Regions from separate parts of the Mus musculus genome. Here region 1 is linked to region 2. Evidence: chromatin loops called from intact Hi-C (ENCODE). Cell type or tissue: left cerebral cortex. All regions are shown on one strand. Links, peaks and the distances in the headings refer to the core of each region. The heading gives the core; the rest is flanking DNA.

Evidence for each region. Peaks named below come from ENCODE experiments on the same cell type or tissue, not always from the same donor. Only the 100,000 strongest peaks of a DNase experiment are listed, where the experiment ranks them.
Region 1: a loop joins it to region 2, with 17 times the contacts of the local background. A loop is called at or near these places in 11 of 42 quality-filtered maps.

What each region holds. Positions count from the first base shown.
Region 1 is chr6:124,014,793-124,026,447 of GRCm38, reverse strand. Vmn2r26 (vomeronasal 2, receptor 26) reads right to left here and starts at 1,690. Exons shown (of 6, transcript NM_019917.2): 1 at 1,473-1,690; 2 at 300-597. The coding sequence starts at 1,690. In left cerebral cortex, for the core only: no CTCF peak of the experiment used is centred there; no DNase peak of the experiment used is centred there.
Region 2 is chr6:123,849,953-123,861,607 of GRCm38, reverse strand. It overlaps Vmn2r25 (vomeronasal 2, receptor 25), which reads left to right and starts at 8,418. Exons shown (of 6, transcript NM_001104641.1): 1 at 8,418-8,635; 2 at 9,513-9,810. The coding sequence starts at 8,418. In left cerebral cortex, for the core only: no CTCF peak of the experiment used is centred there; no DNase peak of the experiment used is centred there.

The DNA of each region.
Region 1 (11,655 bases), core at 1,313-9,312, 170 kb before region 2:
TGCTCCCTTCTGAAAAAAAAAAAAAAAAAAGAATATCGTGGGCTACATAGGAAGTTCAATATTATGAAAGTTGGTATAGTGAGTTGGCATTTTTCCAATTTTTAAAAGTCTTGAAATTAAATTTATTATACAAATATGATTTCATTTTATGAATAAATTATTATCAGAGTTAAAAATGATGAATAGTAAATTATTAAGCCGTCCTATACCTCTTCAGTAAACAATACTGGAATTAATTAGCATTTATTACATTACTATGTTACTATGTTTACCCTAAGGAGCCAGGATTCTTTGTGTACCTGTGGGACGTTGTAGAGACTTAGAACTCGGGAGATCTGAATGGATATTGATGTTGAAATGCCTCCTATCACTGCAACCAGCTTATCAGTCTTTTCAGGCCTGCAGCTGTAGTTAGGAATTGGGGGGCTCTCTCCTGAGAGCAAAGCCATAGAACCTTCCGCAGCCTTCATCTCAATGAAGTTGACATTGAAGAGAAAGAATCCCAGGGACTTGTTGAATAGAATATTTGGGTCCTTGTTGATTTTTTCTATAGCAAAAACCATTGCTAAAATGTGCTGATAATATTTAATGAGATCCCTAGGAGGAAAAATTGGAAAAAACATTTTTATGTTCCTTTTCAATTTTTAATTAAAACATAATTACATCATTTACCTCCATCTCTTTTCTCCCTGCAGCTCCTCCAGTGCTCCCTCTCAAATTTTGGATTTTTATTTACAGCAATCTAAGGCATATAAAGAGCATTCACTGTATTTTAAGAAAAAAGCAGGATATTCTATATACTAAAAATAACTTGAAAAGGACTACTTAGAAATATATTAGTTAGCCGGGCCATGGTGGCACATGCCTTTATTCCCAGCCCTTGGGAGGCAGAAGCAGGTGGATTTCTAAGTTTGAGGCCAACCTGGTCTACAGAGTGAGTTCCAGACCTCAGGAAAATACAATGTTTGATCAAACATAGCAATTGAAAAAAATAGTGTCAAGTAAGTTTAAACATGAAAAATAAAATGTTCGCAGTACAATACACTAAATAAAAACAAAGAAATATTGTTTTCGACTACAAAGTCTTTTCAACAATGTCTTACATATTTAAAAGAATTCAGCATGATTAGGGAAGAAACACACAGGGAACCAGTCATGGCTGAGTAACTATTGGCATTTTGTGGCTACTGGGGAAGGGAGAGTCAGTTTCCTTAGGAGGTTTGCCCTTGTAGCTTGTCTACACTCTAGAAGGTGTCCTATATTCCTGTAGTACTGGCACTCCTAAAAAGTGAGAGAGAAACAAAGACAGAGACAAACAGAGAGACAGGGAGAGAGCGACAGAGAGACCCCATGAATTTGAAGACAGGAGACATTGGAGGGGAAGCAGTAGAGGTGGGTGTGATCAACATATATTTTATACATGTATAAAATCCTGAAACAATATTTTTTTAAAAGAAAAGCCAAGCACTTACGCAAAAACATATTCTGCTATATGGCTTGTATCTTCAACGCCAGATCTACTTATAAATGTATCTCCATCAGTCACTCTAAGGGAAAAGAGTCCTCCAATAACAAAATCTGCATCTTGATAGTAGCCAGAAGAAGCATATTTAGTTAAGTAGTAACAAGAAATTTGTTCCTGGAATAAAATGAGAACAACTAGGGGAGAGAAAGCAGTGAGTAATTTCATACTAACATTGATAAATAATCGATAAGACCCAGATATCTGTTCAGTTGAGAATCTTGGGCTAATCGACTCTGAAAGCACATCAACAAACAAATAAAACATGTGGCTGTCTGGTCAGTGTAGATCAAGGTTATAAAGCATTGTTGTGTCCTGATACAGGCCCACCAGTATCCAAACACTCCCTCAGTTCGCTGGAGTATAATCTGCTTTGCACCTACTTAGCCCTAGATTATGTCCCCTCCACATAGTCACTGTGAGTCCCCAAGGGCTCAGGAACCTCTCACTTGGCACCTGGGAATCCTGATTCTCAGCAGGAAAACACACAATTAAGAAAAATGTGAAGTCCTCTAAAATACCTGTGGGGTATGTACACTCTGTGAGCTGGGACTTCTCAGTGCCCCAAGGTAAAGTGAGACTAACCAGTGGAAGCATTATTAAGTAATGAAGGGTTATCTGAAGGAGGCATCAAAGGGTTCAGTGTTTGGAGCATGGTGGTGGTGGGGTGGCAGGGAGGGCGAAGACTCTTAATCATTTAACATCAGTGTCATTTTAGAGTATTTCTGTAAGGCAAAACAAAGCCTTACAATTAGAAAACATTATTTCTGACCCCTTTATAAGGTCAATTATCAACTTGTATATTTTAAACATCTTATATTGTATGTCCCTATGAAGACAATGTTTTGAAATACATATATATTGTGAAAATTAAATATATATTTCAATTAACACATAGACTTTTTTCAAGCACTGGCTTTATTTCAAATTTATGTACTTCAAAGAAAGTAAATCAAAGAATACTACTAGATTTTTTAAAATGTCTATTATGTATGAGGTCCAATGTGTAATCTGTTTTATTTATTTATTTTTACTCTTTGATCCTTTTTACAGTCCACACTTCATCCCACTCCTGGTCTGTACCCCAAATGCTCCCCACCCCACACCTCCTGACATGTGAATCTATTTTCTCTTCCTTCCTTCCTTCCTTCCTTCCTTCCTTCCTTCCTTCCTTCCTTCCTTCCTTCCTTCCTTCCTTCCTTCCTTCCCTCCCTCCCTCGCTCTCTCTTTCTTTCTTTCTTTCTTTCTTTCTTTCTTTCTTTCTTTCTTTCTTTCTTTCTTCCTTCCTTCCTTCCTTCCTTCCTTTCTCTCTCTCTCTCTCTTTCTGTCATTCATTCATTCATTCATTCATTCATTCATTCATTTTTGCTGTGGTCACTGTAGGAGAGTAAACCTGAAGTGTGTATATGCTGACCAAGTACTCTACCATAGCTTTACATCCTTAGCCTTTATAAATCTTTAAGGGACTGTGTTTCCAAGGTTGTCTTAGAATTTGTGACCTCCAGTCTCAATCTTCAGTTTAATCAAGGTTACAGGTGTGCATCACCAAGCATAACCATTAACATATTTTAATACGAAAAATATGTATTTATAATAACAAATTCTGATGCATGAAGAGATATGTCATTTTTTCTTTTCAAATCATATTAAATTCATTCACATGGAAAAACCACTTCATCAAAGCCCTTAAAAGAGTAAGAATCTGTAGGTAAGAATGTATACTGAGGCTTTGTTGCTTAGAACATGAGGAACATCACACCTTATCCTCAGTTTATTTCTTTGGGTCTGTGGATTGCAGCATGGTTATACTTGACTTTACAGCTCAGATCCACATATAAGTGATAACATACCACATTGGTATTTCTGGGTCTGGGTTACCTCATTCAAGATGATATTTTCTACTTACATCTATTTGCGCACAAATTTTGGGCCATTCTTTTTAGCAGATGAGTAATATTCCATTGTGTAAATGTACCATATTTGTTTTATCCATTCTTCAGCTGAGGGACATTTATGTTGTTGTTTCTTTGACCAATGTAATCAATTTCTGTCATATCTTCTATATTTCAGATTCCCTCTTCTGCTTCTTGAACTCTATTAGTGATGCTTACATCTGTAATTCTTGTTCACTTATGTATTATTTCCATTTTCAGGATTACTTCAGTTTGGGGTTTTCTTTATTGGTTTTATTTCCATTTCACATTTTGAACAGATTTATTAATTTCCTTCACCCATTTGTTTGTATTTTGCTGGATATATTTAAGCGATTTAATATTTTCCTGTTAAGGGGAATAAGAAAAATCGTGTGTGGGGACGGCCGAGGGAGAATGTAAAAGGAAGAGTAAAAGGAAATAGGAGGGCTATCTCTGAGAGAAACTAGAAATCAAGGACACTAGAAAATCACCAGATTCAATGAGGATACTCCTAGCTAAGATTCCCAGCAATGAGAGATATGGAGCCTGAACTGGACATCTCCTGGAACTAGGCATGACTTCCAGGGGAAGGGATTGGGACACCAACATAGCCACAAGTCTTTCAGATTTTGTAGAGGAAGCCATGGACCCAGATGGTAATGAATTAATCAAAAGTAAGGCTTTTCCACATCTCAGACTTCACTTTCCTACCTCTGGAGCAGTGTCTTGGCATTTCCCTGTGGCCCAGAAGCCTCCTCAGGAGGCAACATGGTATATGCACAGTCAAACTCCCAGAATTCTGCCTTCCCAAGTGAACTTATCCAGTGGCTGAGCAGATGCAGCCCAATAATTCTACAGGAGCACCCTCTCAGAAGCAAAGGGGAGGAGGGAGGAGCTGAAGGAATCTTGGAGGAGGTGCCTGGAAGGGGGTTAACATACAGTTGGAATATAAATAAATAGAACAATTAAGAAAATAATGCTATGAATTTTATAAACTACGCTAAATAACTAAAAGAAGACAACAATTTACTCCAAAACAATAAAAACAAAAAAGCTAAAAAGAGTAAGGAAGTCAATAAAAATGTGAAAATAGAGTTCAATAAAGAAATACAATTGCTGGAAAAAAAGTCAAGCTGAAATGAGGCTGGAAAAAATATACTCTGTATATCTTGTATAAAACTTCATTGAAATAATGGATTGTGTTGAAGGGAGAATATCAGGACTGGAAGACAAGGTAGAGAAATTTGATAATTCAATAATGGTCAAATATATATATATATATATATATATATATATATATATATATATATATGTATATATATATATGCATATATATACATATCTATCTATCTATATATCTATATCTATATCTATATCTATATCTATATCTATATCTATATCTATATCTATATCTATATCTATATCTATATATATATATATGGCAGGAAATATAAAAAAGCAATAAATGTTATCACTGGCAAGGCACCAGCCTCTTCTCATCTCCAGGAGACTCTGATCTGGAGCTACAAAATCTCTCCACCCAGCTTGCTAAATTCCCACTGTTGGGTTGCTACCACACCAGCCCTACACTTAAAATTTCCCACTACCTTTTGGGGTACACTTTATCTCTGTACCTTTCTGTCTGGAACTCAGTCCAGTCTTTACATGTAGGAAAACACCACACAAACTTAGCTCAGAATCAACAAGTAACTCAATCAACTTGGGCACAGCAACAAACATTCTAATTTATAAGCCATTCTAAGTTAAATCCACCAGTAAAGGATCCAAACAGATCTGTCACCCGAAATGGGAGCCTCAGCTACCAACATTTTCACCTCCTGGCTCCTATCCAAAAGCATACTCTCTTCTTTTCTTCCCCTGTCCTTCAGTCCCAACCTGGAAATCTCACCTACTTACCCAAAGATTGCTTTCCTTCAAATCCTTATTCATTAGAAGGGTCACAAGAAGTCAACAGGATTCTCTCCTCCTCCCACTCCTCTTGGGGAAGCTGAATTAGCATCAGAATACAAACAGCAGCAGGGCTATCCACAACAAGTGTAGAAAGGGGAGAGCTTTGTAACACCAAAAAAATACCCAATCCTCACATTTTACTCACAAAGAAGAATATTCCATAACAAAAGCATAGAAAATATTTACAATAAAGTCATAGTAGAAAAGCCCCCAAATCTACACAAAGAGATGATCAATTGGGTACAAAAGCCCTACAGAAAACGAATAGACAGGAACAGAAAAGAAATTTCACATGACATACCACAGTTAAAATACTGGAAATACAAAATAAAGGGCAATAAAAGCTGTGACAGACACAGGCAAAGTCACTTACAAAGACATGCTCCTCAGAAAAGCAGTGTTACACACATTAAGTAGAAATATTTAAAACAGAAGAGTTGGGAAGGATGCATTCCAAATTCTAAGAGACCATACCTGCCAACCTGAATATTATGCATAGTAATCTTATGCCCTATATTTGAAGGAGAAATATAAACTTTCCATGATAAAAATGCACAGGAATTGATGACATCTAAGCATCTCTGTAGAGGATTCTAGAAGTAATGCTTAAGTCTGAAAAGAATGATTAGCACACACACTTGGCTCCCCGAGATAAATAAACACTATCAGGAAAGTTAATAAAAAGAAGATAAATAAACACTATCAGGAAAGTTAATAAAAAGAGGTCTAAGAAAACAATACAAAAATCATCAAATTACAGGAATATAAACACATCATCAACAAATTCCATTGATTATTAATGAACTCAAAAACGAACAAAACCAAAGATAGTTACTACCTTACAATAAAAGGATGGAAAATTCTTTTCTAAGAAAATGGAATTAGCCTTCCGGCCCACTGCATCACCAGGGTCCCTGGCCCAGGAAGTCTCTGAACACCCGCAAGGACCCACACAGGATCCGCCACGGGATCCTAAGACCTCTGGTGAGTGGAACACAGCACCTACTCCAATCCACACGTAGGACCTGAGACTGCATTAATTAAGGAAGTAGATAACCTGGCCTGATCCGGGGCACAAGTCCCTTCCGGCCCACTGCAGCACCAGGGTCCCTGTCCCAAGGACCCACACAGGATCCGCCTATGGTGAGTGGAACACAACTTCTGCCAGGAGGCAGGTTCAAACACCAGATATCTGGGCACCTTCCCTGCAAGAGGAGAGCGTGCCTGCAGAGAATACTCTGACCACTGAAACTAAGGATAGATCTAGTCTCCCAGGTCTGCTGATAGAGGCTAACATAATCACCTGAGGAACAAGCTCTAACCAGAGACAACTATAACAACTAGCTCCAGAGAATACCAGATGGCGAAAGGCAAATGTAAGAATCCTACTAACAGAAATCAAGACCACTCACCATCATCAAAACGCAGCACTCCCACCCCACCTAGTCCTGAGCACCCCAACACAACCGAAAAGCTAGACCCGGATTTAAAAGCATATCTCATGATGATTGTAGAGGACATCAAGAAGAACTTTAATAACTCACTTAAAGAAATACAGGAGAACACTGCTAAAGAGTTACAAGTCCTTAAAGACAAACAGGAAAACACAACCAAACAGGTAGAAGTCCTTATAGAAAAACAGAAAAACACATCCAAACAGGTGATGGAAATGAACAAAATCATACTAGACCTAAAAAGAGAAGTAAACACAATAAAGAAAACCCAAAGTAAGGCAACGCTAGAGATAGAAACCCTAGGAAAGACATCTGGAACCATAGATGTGAGCATCAGCAACAGAATACAAGAGATGGAAGAGAGAATCTCAGGTGCAGAAGATTCCATAGAGAACATCGGCACAACAATTAAAGAAAATACAAAACGCAAAAAGATCCTGACTCAAAACATCCAGGAAATACAGACACAATGAGAAGACCAAACCTACAGATAAGATAATAGGAGTTGATGAGAATGAAGATTTTCAACTTAAAGGGCCAGCAAATATCTTCAACAAAATTATAGAAGAAAACTTCCCAAACCTAAAGAAAGAGATGCCCATGAACATACAAGAAGCCTACAGAACTCCAAATAGACTGGACCAGAAAAGAAATTCCTCCTGACACATAATAATCAGAACAACAAATGCACTAAATAAAGAGAGAATATTAAAATCAGTAAGGGAGAAAGGTCAAGTAACCTATAAAGCAGGCCTTTCAGAATTACACCAGACTTTTCACCAGAGACTATGAAAGCCAGAAGATCCTGGACAGATGTTATACAGACACTAAGAGAACACAAATGCTAGCCCAGGCTACTATACCCGGCCAAACAATCAATCACCATAGATGGAGAAACCAAAGTATTTCTCAACAAAACCAAATTCACACATTATCTTTCCACGAATTCAGCCCTTCAAAGGATAATAACAGAAAAAAACCAATACAAGGATGGAAATCACGCCATAGAAAAAGCAAGAAAGTAATCCCTCATCAAACCAAAAAGATGACAGCCATAAGAAGAGAATGCCAATTCTAACAACAAAAATAAAAGGAAGCAACAATTACTTTTCCTTAATATCTCTTATATCAATGGACTCAATTCCCCAATAAAAAGACATAGACTAACAGACTGGCTACACAAAAAGGACCCAACATTCTGCTGCTTACAGGAAACCCATCTCAGGGAAAAAGACAGACACTACCTCAGAGTGAAAGGATGGAAAACAATTTTCCAAGCAAATGGTCTGAAGAAACAAGGTGGAGTAGCCATTCTAATATCGGATAAAATCGACTTCCAACCCAAAGTTATCAAAAAAGACAAGGAGGGACACTTCATACTCATCAAAGGTAAAATCCTCCAAGAGGAACTCTCAATTCTGAATATCTACGCTCCAAATGCAAGGGCAGCCACATTCATTAAAGACACTTTAGTAAAGCTCAAAGCACACATTGCACCTCACACAATAATAGTGGGAGACTTCAACACACCACTTTCATCAATGGATAGATCGTGGAAACAGAAACTAAACAGGGACACAGTGAAACTAACAGAAATTATGAAACAAATGGATTTAACAGATATCTACAGAACATTTTATCCTAAAACAAAAGGATATACCTTCTTCTCAGCACCTCACTAAATTTACTATATAATTGGTTACAAAACAGGCCTCAACAGATACAAAAATATTGAAATTGTCCCATGCATCCTATCAGACCATCATGGCCTAAGGCTGAACTTCATAACAACTTAAATAATGGAAGGAAACATTCATATGGAAGTTGAACAACACTCTTCTCAATGATACCTCAGTCAAGGAAGGAATAAAGAAAGAAATTAAAGACTTTTTAGAGTTTTATAACAATGAAGCCACAACATACCCAAACCTATGTGACACAATGAAAGCATTTCTAAGAGGGAAACTCATAGCTCTGAGTGCCTCCAAGAAGAAACTGGAGAGAGCACACATTAGCAGCTTGACAACACATCTAAAAGCTCTAGAAAAAAAGGAAAAAATTCACCCAAGAGGAGTAGACGGCAGGAAATAATCAAACTCAGTGGTGAAATCAACTAAGTGGAAACAGGAAGAACTATTCAAAGAATTAACCTAAGCAGGAGTTGGTTCTTTGAGAAAATCAAAAAGATAGATAAACCCTTAGCTAGACACACTAGAGGGCACAAGAAAAACCTCCTAATTAACAAAATCCGAAATGAAAAGGGAGACATAACAACAGATCCTGAAGAAATCCAAAATACCATCAGATACTTCTACAAAAGGCTATACTCAAAAAAACTGGAAAACCTGGACGAAATAGACAAATTTCTAGACAGATACCAGGTACCAAAGTTAAATCAGGATCAAGTTAAAGATCTAAACAGTCCCATATCCCCTAAAGAAATAGAAGCAGTCATTAATAGTCTCCCACCCAAAAAACCAAGGACCCGATGGGTTTAGTGCAGAGTTCTATCAGACCTTCAAAGAAGATCTAATTCCAGTTCTGCACAAACTCTTCTACAAAATAGAAGTAGAGCAAACTCTACCCAACTCATTCTATGAAGCCACAATTACTCTAATACCTAAACCACAGAAAGATCCAACAAAGATAGAGAACTTCAGACCAATTTCCCTTATGAATATCGATGCAAAAATACTCAATAAAATTCTCGCTAACCGAATCCAAGAATACATTAAAGCAATCATCCATCCTGACCAAGTATGTTTTATTCCAAGGATGCAGGGATGGTTTAATATACGAAAATCCATCAATGTAATCCGTTATATAAACAAACTCAAAGACAAAAACCACATGATCATTTAGCAAGATTTGGAAAAAGCATTCGACAAGATCCAACACCCATTCATGATAAAAGTCTTGGAAAGATCAGGAATTCAAGGCCCATATCTAAACATGATAAAAGCAATCTACAGCAAACCAGTAGTCAACATCAAAGTAAATGGTAAGAAGCTTGAAGCAATCCCACTAAAATCAGGGACTAGAAAAGGCTACCCACTTTCTCCCTACCCATTCAACATAGTACTTGAAGTCCTAGCCAGAGCAATTCAACAACAAAAGGAGATCAAGGGGATACAAATTGGAACAGATGAAATCAAAATATCACTTTTTGCAGATGATATGATAGTATATATAAGTGACCCTAAAAATTCCACCAGAGAACTCCTAAACCTGATAAACAGCTTCGGTGAAGTAGCTGGATATAAAATTAACTCAAACGAGTCAATGGCCTTTCTCTACACAAAGAATAAACAGGCTGAGAAAGAAATTAGGGAAACAACACCCTGCTCAATAGTCACAAATAATATAAAATATCTTGGCATGACTCTAACTAAGGAAGTGAAAGATCTGTATGACAAAAACTTCAAGTCTCTGAAGAAAGAAATTAAAGAAGGTCTCTGAAGATGGAAAGATCTCCCATGCTCATGGATTGGCAGGATCAATATAGTAAAAATGGCTATCTTGCCAAAAGCAATCTACAGATTCAATGCAATCCCCACAAAATTCCAACTCAATTCTTCAATAAATTAGAAAGGGCAATCTGCAAATTCATCTGGATTAACAAAAAAACTAGGATAGCAAAAACTCTTCTCAAGGATAAAAGAACCTCTGGTGGAATCACCATGCCTGACCTAAAGCTTTACTACAGAGCAATTGTGATAAAAACTGCATGGTACTGGTATAGTGACAGGCAAGAGACCAATGGAATAGAATTGAAGACCCAGAAATGAACCCACTCACCTACGGTCACTTGATCTTTGACAAGGGAGCTAAACCATCCAGTGGAAGAAAGACAGCATTTTCAACAAATGGTGCTGGCACAACTGGTTGTTATCATGTAGAATAATGTGAATCTATCCATTCCTATGTCCTTGTATTAAGGTCAAATCTAAGTGGATTAAGGAACTTCAAATAAAAGCAGAGACACTGAAACTTATAGAGGAGAAAATGGGGAAAATCCTCGAAGATATGGGCACAGGGGAAAAATTCCTGAATAGAACAGCAATGGCTTGTGCTGTAAGATTGAAGATTGACAAATGGGACCTCATGAAACTGCAAAGCAAGCCGAAAGACACCGTCAATAAGACAAAAAGACCACCAACAGATTGGGAAAGGACCTTTACCTATCTTAAATCAGATAGGGGACTAATATCCAATATATATAAAGAACTCAAGAGGGTGGACTCCAGAAAATCAAATAACCCCATTAAAAGATGGGGCTCAGAGCTAAACAAAGATTTCTCACCCGAGGAATACTGAATGGCTGAGAAACACCTGAAAAAATGTTCAACATCCTTAATCTGAGAGAAATGCAAATCAAAACAACCCTGAGATTCCATCTCATACCAGTCAGAATGGCTAAGATCAAAAATTCAGGTGACAGCAGATGCTGGCAAGGATGTGGAGAAAGATGAACACTCCTCCATTGTTGGTGGAATTGCAAGCTTGTACATCCACTCTGGAAATCAGTCTGGCAGTTCCTCAGAAAATTGGACATTGTACTACCAGAGGATCCCGCAATACCTCTCCTGGGGATATATCCAGAAGATGTTCCAACTGGTAAAAGACACATGCTCTACTATGTTCATAGCAGCCTTATTTATAATAGCCAGAAGGTGGAAAAAACCCAGATGCCCCTCAACAGAGGAATGGATACAAAAAATTGTGGTACATTTACACAATGGAGTACTACTCAGCTATTAAAAAGAATGAATTTATGAAATTCCTAGGCAAATGG
Region 2 (11,655 bases), core at 1,851-9,850:
GCTGGACGGGTCACTCAACAGATACAAGAAGATCGAAATAATTGCATACCTCCAATAAGATCACCACTGACTCTTGGTCTTTAATAACAACAATAACAATAGAAAGCCCTCATATACATCGAAGCTGAACAACACTAGACTCAATGATAACTTGGTTAAGGAAGAAATAAAGAAAGAAATTAAAGACTTTTTAGAATTTAATGAAAATGAACACATCACATACCCAAACTTATGGGACACAATGAAAGCAGTGCTAAAAGGAAAACTAATTGCTTTAAGTGCATTTAAAAAGAAACTGGAGAGGGCATACACTAGCAGTTTGACAGCACACATGAAAGCCCTAGAAAAAAAAGAAATAAGAGGAATAGAAGGCTGGAAATGATCAAACTCAGGACTGAAATCAACAAAGTAAAAACAAAAGAACTATACAAAGAATCAACACAACCAGGAGCTGGTTCTTTGAGAAAATCAACAAGATAGATAAACCCTTAGCCAGACTAACCAGAAGGCACAGAGACAGTATCCAAATTAACAAAATCAGAAAGGAAAAGGGAGACATAAAAACAGAAACCGAGTAAATCCAAAAAAAATCATTAGATCCTACCACAAAAGCCTATACTCAACAAAACTGGAAAATCTGGATGAAATGGACATTTTCTAGACAGATACCAGCTACCAATGTTAAATCGGGATCAAATAAACCATTCTAGCAGTCCCATAACCCCTAAGGAAATAGCAGCCATTGTTGTTATTGTTTCAATTTTGCTTCTGATTAAAGAGTTGTTTATCTACTTCTTGGTTTAATTTGGATATGTCATATACATCTCAAAATTTATCTATTTCTTTTTGGTTATCCAATTTAGTGGCATAAAGTTTTGGAGGTATGTGCTTATGGTTTTCTGAATTTCACTGTTGTCTATCACAATGTCTACCTTCTTTTCACTAATGTTGTTCATTTGAGTCTCCTTTGTCAATCCTAATTTTCTTTTCAATGAACACTTTTTTTCTGTGATAACTATTTTTACTTATTTTTCACTAATTATTACCCAACCTAATTATTGTTGTTGCTTTTCCAAGGACTTAATGATTTTCATTAATTTGTTCATTGAGTCCTCTCAAATATCTTGGTATGAATGTTTTGTGGTACAAGCTTCCTTTTATACTGCCCTCTTTGTTTCTCACAGAGTTTTGACATGTGTTCTGTTTTAATCCGTTCTGGGAATTTTAAAACATTTATTTTCTTTATTTTACATGTATGAATGTTTCAACTTCATGTATATCTATTCACTATTTTTATGCCTGTTGTCCGCAGAAGTCAGAAAGGGTTTCAGATACCCCGGAACTGAATGATTGTGAGCCAACCTGTGGGTGCCAGGAACCACATCCAGGTCCTCTGAAAGAGCAAAAAGTGCTATTAACTGCTGAGTCCTCTCTTCAGCCCCAGTTCCAGAAATTTTATTATTTCCTTCTAATTTCATCAGTGGCCCATCCTGTATTCAAAGTTTTGTCATTTATCACTCTTGAGTTTTTATAGTCTCAGTTTCTATTGCTCTCGTTATCTAGCATGATTATATTGTTGTTATGGGCCTTTTATAAGTATCAGTTGTCTTATTAGCCCTGCTAGCTCCCAGTTAATTGAGACTAAATTATGATATTTATTTAACAAGCTGCAAGTTCACAACTGTGCAGCATTATTCTATTTTAATCCTAGAAGCTACTATAGTTATCTCCAAGTCAAAATCCCAGTGTTACTTGCATTTTAGTACTGATCTGGTGTTCCGGGGTCTAGGTGTTTTCTCATGGAGTCTCCTGTATTTTCTAGCTGTGGTACATCTCCAGTTCCCCCACCCCCCACCTCACTGTCTTCCACCTCCCCTGGCTAAGAGGAATTCCAGCCCTATTCTCTCCCATGATCAATCACTGGCTGATCAACTAGACTTATTGTCCGATTAACAAATAATTGGGGAGCAATATTTACAGAACATTAAGACAGAATATTCTCAGAATAAGTATTGAAAGCAGGTATGGGGAAACAGAAATCAGTATTTGAATAATACTAGGATAATTTTTATACAGGGCACAATAACTTTATGCCTACATATTTTTGTCTGATAAATGACAGGATCCAAGTTCAATTTTCATGTATTTATTGAGGCCTGCTTTATCTTCTAATATGTGATCATTTTTGGAGAACATTCAGTGAGCTGCTGAGATCCTATGCTCTTTAACATTTGGAGAGATGTTCTGTAGATTTCTGCTAAATTCATGTTATTCTGATATAATTTAACTTCTATGTTTCCTTGTTTACAGGTTTTTTCTAGATAAGTGATCTATTGTTTAGAGTAGGGTTTTAAATTTATCTACTCTTGTTGAATTAGGATTAATCTGTGGTTGTATGGTTGTTATTTTATGAAATTGTCAGTACTTGTGCTTGATGGAAATGTCCTAAATTTGTAATAGCCTCATCATGGACTCTTCCTTTAAGGAATATGAAGAGGCCATTCTTACCTGTTCTGAGTAGTTTGGTTTGAAGTTTGTATTATTGGATATTTCATGATCCATGCTTGCTTCATTCTTAATTCCATTTTCTTAGAAAATATTTTTCCATCCTTTTATTGTAAGATGGTAACTATCTTTGGTATTGTTTGTTTTTCAGTTCATTAATATTCAATGGAATTTGTGGAGGATGTGTTTATATTCCTGTAATTTGATGATTTTTGTATTGTTTTCTTAGACCTCTTTTTATTAACTTTCTTGATAGTGTTTATTCATCTCGGGGAGCCAAGTGTGTGCTTTTGAGACTTAAGCATTACTTCTAGAATCCTCTACAGAGATGCTTAGGTGTCATCAATTCCTGTGCATTTTTATCATGGAAAGTTTATATTTCTCCTTCAAATAAAGGGCAAAAGATTACTATGCATAATATTCAGGTTGGCAGGTATGGTCTTTTAGAATTTGGAATGCATCCTTCCAGACTCTTCTGTTTTAAATATTTCTACTTAATGTGTGTAACATTGCTTTTCTGAGGAGCATGTCTTTGTAAGTGACTTTGTCTGTGTCTGTCACAGCTTTTATTGCCCTTTATTTTGTATTTCCAGTATTTTAACTGTAGTATGTCATGTGAAATTTCTTTTCTGTTCCTTTCTATTTGTTTTCTGTAGGCCTTTTGTACCCAATTGATCATCTCTTTCTGTCGATTTGGGGGCTTTTCTACTATGGCTTTATTGTAAATATTTTCTATGCTTTTGTTATGGAATATTATTCTTTGTGAGTAAAATGTGAGGATTGGGTATTTTGATGGTGTTACAAAGCTCTCCCCTTTCTACACTTGTTGTGGATAGCCCTGGTGCTGTTTGTATTTTGATGCTAATTCAGCTTCCCCAAGAGGAGTGGTAGGTGGAGGGAATCCTGTTGACTTCTTGTGACCCTTCTAATGAATAAGGATGTGAAGGAAAGCAATCTTTGGGTAAGTAGGTGGGATTTCCAGGTTGGGACAGAAGGAAGGGGGAAGAAGAGAGTGTGCTTTTGGATAGGAGCCCTGGGGTGAAAATGTTGGTAGCTGAGGCTCCCATTTCAGGTGACAAATCTGTTTGGATCCTTTACTGGAGGATTTAACTGAGAATGGCTTATAAATTAGGATGTTTGTTGCTGTGCCCAAGTTGATTGAGTTACTTGTTGATTCTGAGCTAAGTTTGTGTGGTGTTTTCCTACAGGTAGAGACTGGACTGAGTTCCAGACAGAAAGGTACAGAGGTAAAGTGTACCCCAAAAGGTAGTGGGAAATTTTAAGTGTGGGGCTGGTGTGGTAGCAACCCAACAGTGGGAATTTAGCAAGCTGGGTGGAGAGATTTTGTAGCTCCAGTTCAGAGTCTCCTGGAGATGAGAAGAGGCTGGTGCCTTGCCAGTGATAACATTTATTGCTTTTTTATATTTCCTGACCATTATTGAATTATCAAATTTCTCTACCTTGTCTTCCAGTCCTGATATTCTCTCTTCAACACAATCCATTATTTCAATGAAGTTTTATACAAGATATACAGAGTATATTTTTTCCAGCCTCATTTCAACTTGACTTTTTTTCCAGCAATTGTATTTCTTTATTGAACTCTATTTTCACATTTTTATTGACTTCCTTACTCTTTTTAGCTTTTTTGTTTTTATTGTTTTGGAGTAAATTATTGTCTTCTTTTAGTTGTTTAGCGTAGTTTATAAAATTCATAGCATTATTTTCTTAATTGTTCTATTTATTTATATTCCAACTGTATGTTAACCCCCTTCCAGGCACCTCCTCCAAGATTCTTTGAGCCCCTCCCTCCTCCCCTTTGCTTCTGAGAGGGTGCTCCTGTAGAATTGTTGGGCTGCATCTGCTCAGCCACTGGATAAGTTCACTTGGGAAGGCAGAATTCTGGGAGTTTGACTGTGCATATACCATGTTGCCTCCAGAGGAGGCTTCTGGGCCACAGGGAAATGCCAAGACACTGCTCCAGAGGTAGTAAAGTGAAGTCTGAGATGTGAAAAAGCCTTACTTTTGATTAATTCATTACCATCTGGGTCCATGGCTTCCTCTACAAAATCTGAAAGACTTGTGGCTATGTTGGTGTCCCAATCCCTTCCCCTGGAAGTCATGCCTAGTTCCAGGAGATGTCCAGTTCAGGCTCCATATCTCTCATTGCTGGGAATCTTAGCTAGGAGTATCCTCATTGAATCTGGTGATTTTCTAGTGTCCTTGATTTCTAGTTTCTCTCAGAGATAGCCCTCCTATTTCCTTTTACTCTTCCTTTTACATTCTCCCTCGGCCGTCCCCACACACGATTTTTCCTATTCCCCTTAACAGGAAAATATTAAATCCCTTAAATATATCCAGCAAAATACAAACAAATGGGTGAAGGAAATTAATAAATCTGTTCAAAATGTGAAATGGAAATAAAACCAATAAAGAAAACCCCAAACTGAAGTAATCCTGAAAATGGAAATAATACATAAGTGAACAAGAATTACAGATGTAAGCATCACTAAGAGAGTTCAAGAAGCAGAAGAGGGAATCTGAAATATAGAAGATATGACAGAAATTGATTACATTGGTCAAAGAAAATGTTGAATCTAAAATGTTCCTAACACAAAACTTTCAGGAAATCTAAGATACTATGGAAAGACAAAACCTAAGAATAATAGGACTAGAACAAGAAAAGATTCCCAGATCAAAGGCCCAGAAAATATTTTCAACAAAATCATGAAAGGAAATTCCCCTTACCTAAAGAAAGAGGTGTTTAAAAAGGTAGAAGGTTACTGAACAATATATAATTTGGGCCAGAAAGGAAAGAGTCCCTTTCACATAATAAAACAGCAAATATAGAGAAAAAGAAAGACTATTAAAAGCTGCAAAAAATAATTGTCAAGTAACATATAAATGCAGAGCTATTAGAATTATTCTTGACTTCTAAACAAAAACTCTAAGAGACAGAAGGGCCTAGACAGATGTCTTTCATACTTGAGGAGACCACAGATGTTGGCCAAGGCTCCGATACTCAACAAAACTTTCAATCACCACAGATGGAGAAAACAAAATAATCCATGAGAAAACTAAGTTTAAACATCCATTCACAAATCCAGGCCTAGAGAATGTAGGAAATAGTGTACAGAAAAAGGAAAACTCCAATCCAAGGACATTAACTAAATGCAAAAAAGTACAACAAATAAATAATAATTGTATGCCAGCAAAGTCAAAAGAAGGAAATCATGCATGTGCACGTGTGTGCGCATGCACACACACACACACACACACACAAACACACACACACTACCAACAACAACATAAAAACAAGAATTAACAAACATTGTTCATTAATATCTGTCAACATTAATTGACTCGATTCCCTAATTAAAAGACACAGGCTAACAGAATGGATGTGGAAATTGTATTCATCATTCTGCTGCATACAATAAACACTCCTCAATATCAAACATGGATACTTCCTTAGTGTAAGGGGCTGAAAAAATATTCCCCAGCAAATGGACACAGGAAACAAGCTGGTGTAGCTGTTCTAATATCTAACATAATAGACTTTCAACCAAAATTAATCAAAAGAGATGGTTAAGGACACACCTCATATCCACCAAGATGGCATTTAATTCTCTTAACATCTCTGCCCCAAATGCAAGGACTTCCACATTCATAATAGAAACATTGTTAAAGGACGATCGCACATCCACTCTCACACACTGTTAGTGGGATACTTCAACACCCCAGTCTCACCAATGGAAAGGTCATCCAGACAGAATCTAAACAGAGAAATAATGGAGCTAACCGATATTATGATTCAGATGGACCTAACACACATATACAGAAATTTTCACCCAAACACAAAGGAAAAATATTCTTTACAGGACATTATGGAAACCTATCCAAAATTGAGAAGTCACAAAGCAAATTTCAACAGACACAAGAAACTTGAAATATAATGGGTCTTCCTCAGGACACAGCTATACAATTCCTGGACACATACCCAAAGAATGTTCCACCATAAGGACATGTGCTCAACTCTGTTCATAGCAGCTTTATTCATAATAGCCAAAAAACGGGAAACAACATAAATGTCCCTCAGCTAAAGAATGGATAAAACAAATATGGTACATTTACACAATGGAATATTACTCATCTGCTAAAAAGAATGGCCCAAAATTTGTGGGCAAATAGATGTAAGTAGAAAATATCATCTTGAATGAGGTAACCCAGACCCAGAAATACCAATGTGGTATGTTATCACTTATATGTGGATCTTAGCTGTAAAGTCAAGTATAACCATGCTGCAATCCACAGACCCAAAGAAATAAACTGAGGATAAGGTGTGATTTTCCTCATGGTCTAAGCAACAAAGCCTCAGTACACATTCTTACCTACAGATTCTTACTCTTTTAAGGGCTTTGATGAAGTGGTTTTTCCATGTGAATGAATTTAATATGATTTGAAAAGAAAAAAAAAAGGACACATCTCTTCATGCATCAGAATTTGTTATTATAAATACAGATTTTTCATATTAAAATATGTTAATGGTTATGCTTGGTGATGTACACCTGTAACCTTGATTAAACTGAAGATTGAGACTGGAGGTCACAAATTCTAAGACAACCTTGGAAACACAGTCCCTTAAAGATTTATAAAGGCTAAGGATGTAAAGCTATGGTAGAGTACTTGGTCAGTATATACACACTTCAGGTTTACTCTCCTACAGTGACCACAGCAAAAATGAATGAATGAATGAATGAATGAATGAATGAATGACAGAAAGAGAGAGAGAGAGAAAGGAAGGAAGGAAGGAAGGATGGAAGAAAGAAAGAAAGAAAGAAAGAAAGAAAGAAAGAAAGAAAGAAAGAAAGAAAGGGAGAAGGAGGGAGGGAGGGAGGGAAGGAAAGAAGGAAGGAAGGAAGGAAGGAAGGAAGGAAGGAAGGAAGGAAGGAAGGAAGGAAGAGAAAATAGATTCACATGTCAGGAGGTGTGGGGTGGGGAGCATTTGGGGTACAGACCAGGAGTGGGATGAAGTGTGGACTGTAAAAAGGATTAAAGAGTAAAAATAAATAAATAAAACAGATTACACATTGGACCTCATACAAAATAGACATTTTTTAAAATCTAGTAGTATTCTTTGATTTACTTTCTTTGAAGTACATAAATTTGAAATAAAGCCAGTGCTTGAAAAAAATCTATGTGTTAATTGAAAATATATATTTAATTTTCACAATATATATGTATTTCAAAACATTGTCTTCATAGGGACATACAATATAAGATGTTTAAAATATACAAGTTGATAATTGACCTTATAAAGGGGTCAGAAATAATGTTTTCTAATTGTAAGGCTTTGTTTTGCCTTACAGAAATACTCTAAAATGACACTGATGTTAAATGATTAAGAGTCTTCGCCCTCCCTGCCACCCCACCACCACCATGCTCCAAACACTGAACCCTTTGATGCCTCCTTCAGATGACCCTTCATTACTTAATAATGCTTCCACTGGTTAGTCTCTCTTTACCTTGGGGCACTGAGAAGTCCCAGCTCACAGAGTGTACATACCCCACAGGTATTTTAGAGGACTTCACATTTTTCTTAATTGTGTGTTTTCCTGCTGAGAATCAGGATTCCCAGGTGCCAAGTGAGAGGTTCCTGAGCCCTTGGGGACTCACAGTGACTATGTGGAGGGGACATAATCTAGGGCTAAGTAGGTGCAAAGCAGATTATACTCCAGCGAACAGAGGGAGTGTTTGGATACTGGTGGGCCTGTATCAGGACACAACAATGCTTTATAACCTTGATCTACACTGACCAGACAGCCACATGTTTTATTTCTTTGCTGATGTGCTTTCAGAGTTGATTAGCCCAAGATCCTCAACTGAACAGATATCAATTATTTATCAATGTTAGTATGAAATTACTCATTGCTTTCTCCCCCCTAGTTGTTCTCATTTTATTCCAGGAACATATTTCTTGTTACTACTTAACTAAATATGCTTCTTCTGGCTACTATCAAGATGCAGATTTTGTTATTGGAGGACTCTTTTCCCTTAGAGTGACTGATGGAAATACATTTATAAGTAGATCTGGCATTGAAGATACAAGCCATATACCAGAATATGTTTTTGCGTAAGTGCTTGGCTTTTCTTTTAAAAAAAAATATTGTTTCAGGATTTTATACATGTATAAAATATATGTTGATCACACCCACCTCTATTGCTTCCCCTCCAATATCTCCTGTCTTCAAATTCATGGGGTCTCTCTGTCTCTCTCTCCCTATCTCTCTGTTTGTCTCTGTCTCTGTTTCTCTCTCACTTTTTAGGAGTGCCAGTACTGCAGGAATATAGGACACCTTCTAGAGTGTAGGCAAGCTACTAGGGCAAACCTCCTAAGGAAACTGACTCTCCCTTCCCCAGTAGCCACAATATGCCAATAGTTACTCAGCCATGACTGGCTCTCTGTGTGTCTCTTCCCTAATCAGGCTGAATTCTTTTAAATATGTAAGACATTGTTGAAAAGACTTTGTAGTCGAAAACAATATTTGTTTGTTTTTATTTAGTGTATTGTACTGAGAACATTTTATTTTCCATGTTTAAACTTACTTGACACTATTTTTTTCAGTTGCTATGTTTGATCAAACATTGTATTTTCCTGAGGTCTGGAACTCACTCTGTAGACCAGGTTGGCCTTGAACTTAGAAATCCACCTCCTTCTGCCTCCCAAGGGCTGGGAATAAAGGCATGTGCCACCACGGCCCGGCTAACTAATATATTTCTAAGTAGTCCTTTTCAAGTTATTTTTAGTATATAGAATATCATGCTTTTTTCTTGAAATACAATGAATGATCTTTATATGCCTTAGATTGCTGTAAATAAAAATCCAAAATTTGAGAGGGAGCACTGGAGGAGCTGCAGGGAGAAAAGAGATGGAGGTAAATGATGTAATTATGTTTTAATTAAAAATTGAAAAGGAACATAAAAATGTTTTTTCCAATTTTTCCTCCTAGGGATCTCATTAAACATTATCAGCACATTTTAGCAATGGTTTTTGCTATAGAAAAAATCAACAAGGACCCAAATATTCTATTCAATAAGTCCCTGGGATTCTTTCTCTTCAATGTCAACTTCATTGAGATGAAGGCTGTGGAAGGTTCTATGGCTTTGCTCTCAGGAGAGAGCCCCCCAATTCCTAACTACAGCTGCAGGCCTGAAAAGACTGATAAGCTGGTTGCAGTGATAGGAGGCATTTCAACATCAATATCCATTCAGATCTCCCGAGTTCTAAGTCTCTACAAAGTCCCACAGGTACCCAAAGGGTCCTTAGGTTAAACATAGTAACATAGTAATGTAATAAATGCTAATTAATTCCAGTATTGTTTACTGAAGAGTTATAGGACGGCTTAATAATTTACTATTCATCATTTTTAACTCTGAATAATAATTTATTTATAAAATGAAATAATATTTGGATAATAAATTTAATTTCAAGACTTTTAAAAATTGGAAAAAAAATGCCAACTCACTATGCCAACTTACATGATATTGAACTTCCTATGTAGCCCACAATATTCTGATTTTTTTTTTTTGTTGTTTTTTTTTTTTTTTGTTTTTTTTCCCAGAAGGGAGCATCAGATTCTTTATAGTTGAAGTCAAATAAATCCCTTCCTCCTATGTTGCTTTGGTCATGGTGTTTCTTTCTTTTTTTTTTAATATTTTTATTAGGTATTTTCCTCATTTACATTTCCAATGCTATCCCAAAAGTCCCCCATACCCTCCCCCCACTCCCCTACCCAACCACTCCGACTTTTTGGCCCTGGCATTCCCCTGTACAGGGGCATATAAAGTTTGCATGACCAATGGGCCTCTCTTTCCAGTGATAGCCGACTAGGACATTTTTTGATACATATGCAGCTAGAGACAATAGCTAGGGGGTACTGGTTAGTTCATATTGTTTTTCCACCTACAGGGTTGCAGTTCCCTTTAGCTCCTTGGGTACTTTCTCTAGCTCCTCCATTGGGGGCCCTGTGATACATCCAATAGCTGACTGTGAGCATCCACTTCTGTGTTTGCTAGGCCCCAGCATAGTCTCACAAGAGACAGCTATATCTGGGTCCTTTCAGCAAAATCTTGCTAGTGTATGCAACGGTGTCAGCGTTTGGAGGCTGATGATGGGATGGATCCCTGGATATGGCAGTCTCTAGATGGTCCATCCTTTTAACTCAGCTCCAAACTTGGTCTCTGTAACTCCGTCCATGGGTGTTTTGTTCCCAATTCTAAGAAGGGGCAAAGTGTCTACACTTTGGTTTTCATTCTTCTTGAGTTTCATGTGTTTCACAAATTGTATCTTATATTTTGAGTATTCTAAGTTTCTGGGCTAATATCCACTTATCAGTGAGAATATATCATTTGATTTCTTTTGTGATTGGGTTAACTCACTCAGGATGATGTCCTCCAGGTCCATCCATTTGCCTAGGAATTTCATAAATTCATTCTTTTTAATAGCTGAGTAGTACTCCATTGGGTAAATGTACCACATATTTTGATTTCATTCCTCGGTTGAAGGGCATCTGGGTCCTTTCCAGCTTCTGGCTATTATAAATAAGGCTGCTATGAACATAGTGGAGCATGTTTCTTTCTTACCAGTTTGAATATCTTCTGGATATATTGCCAGGAGAGGTATTGCGGGATCCTCCAGTAGTACTATGTCCAATTTTCTGAGAAACTGCAGACTGATTTCCAGAGTAGTTGTACAAGCTTGCAATCCCACCAACAATGGAGGAGTGCTCCTCTTTCTCCACATCCTCGCCAGCATCGGGTGACACCTGAATTTTTGATCTTAGTCATTCTGACTGGTGTGAGGTGGAATATCAGGGTTGTTTTGATTTGCATTTCCCTGATGATTAAGGATGCTGAACATTTTTTTTCAGGTGCTTCTAAGCCATTTGGTATTCCTCAGGTGAGAATTCTTTGTTTAGGTCTGAGCCCCATTTTTAATTTGGTTATTTGATTTTCTGGAGTCCAACTATTTGAGTTCTATATATATATATTAGATATTAGTCCCCTGTCTGATTTAGGATAGGTAAAGACCCTTTCCCAATCTGTTGGTGGCATTTTTGTCTTATTGACAGTGTCTATTGCCTTACAGAAGCT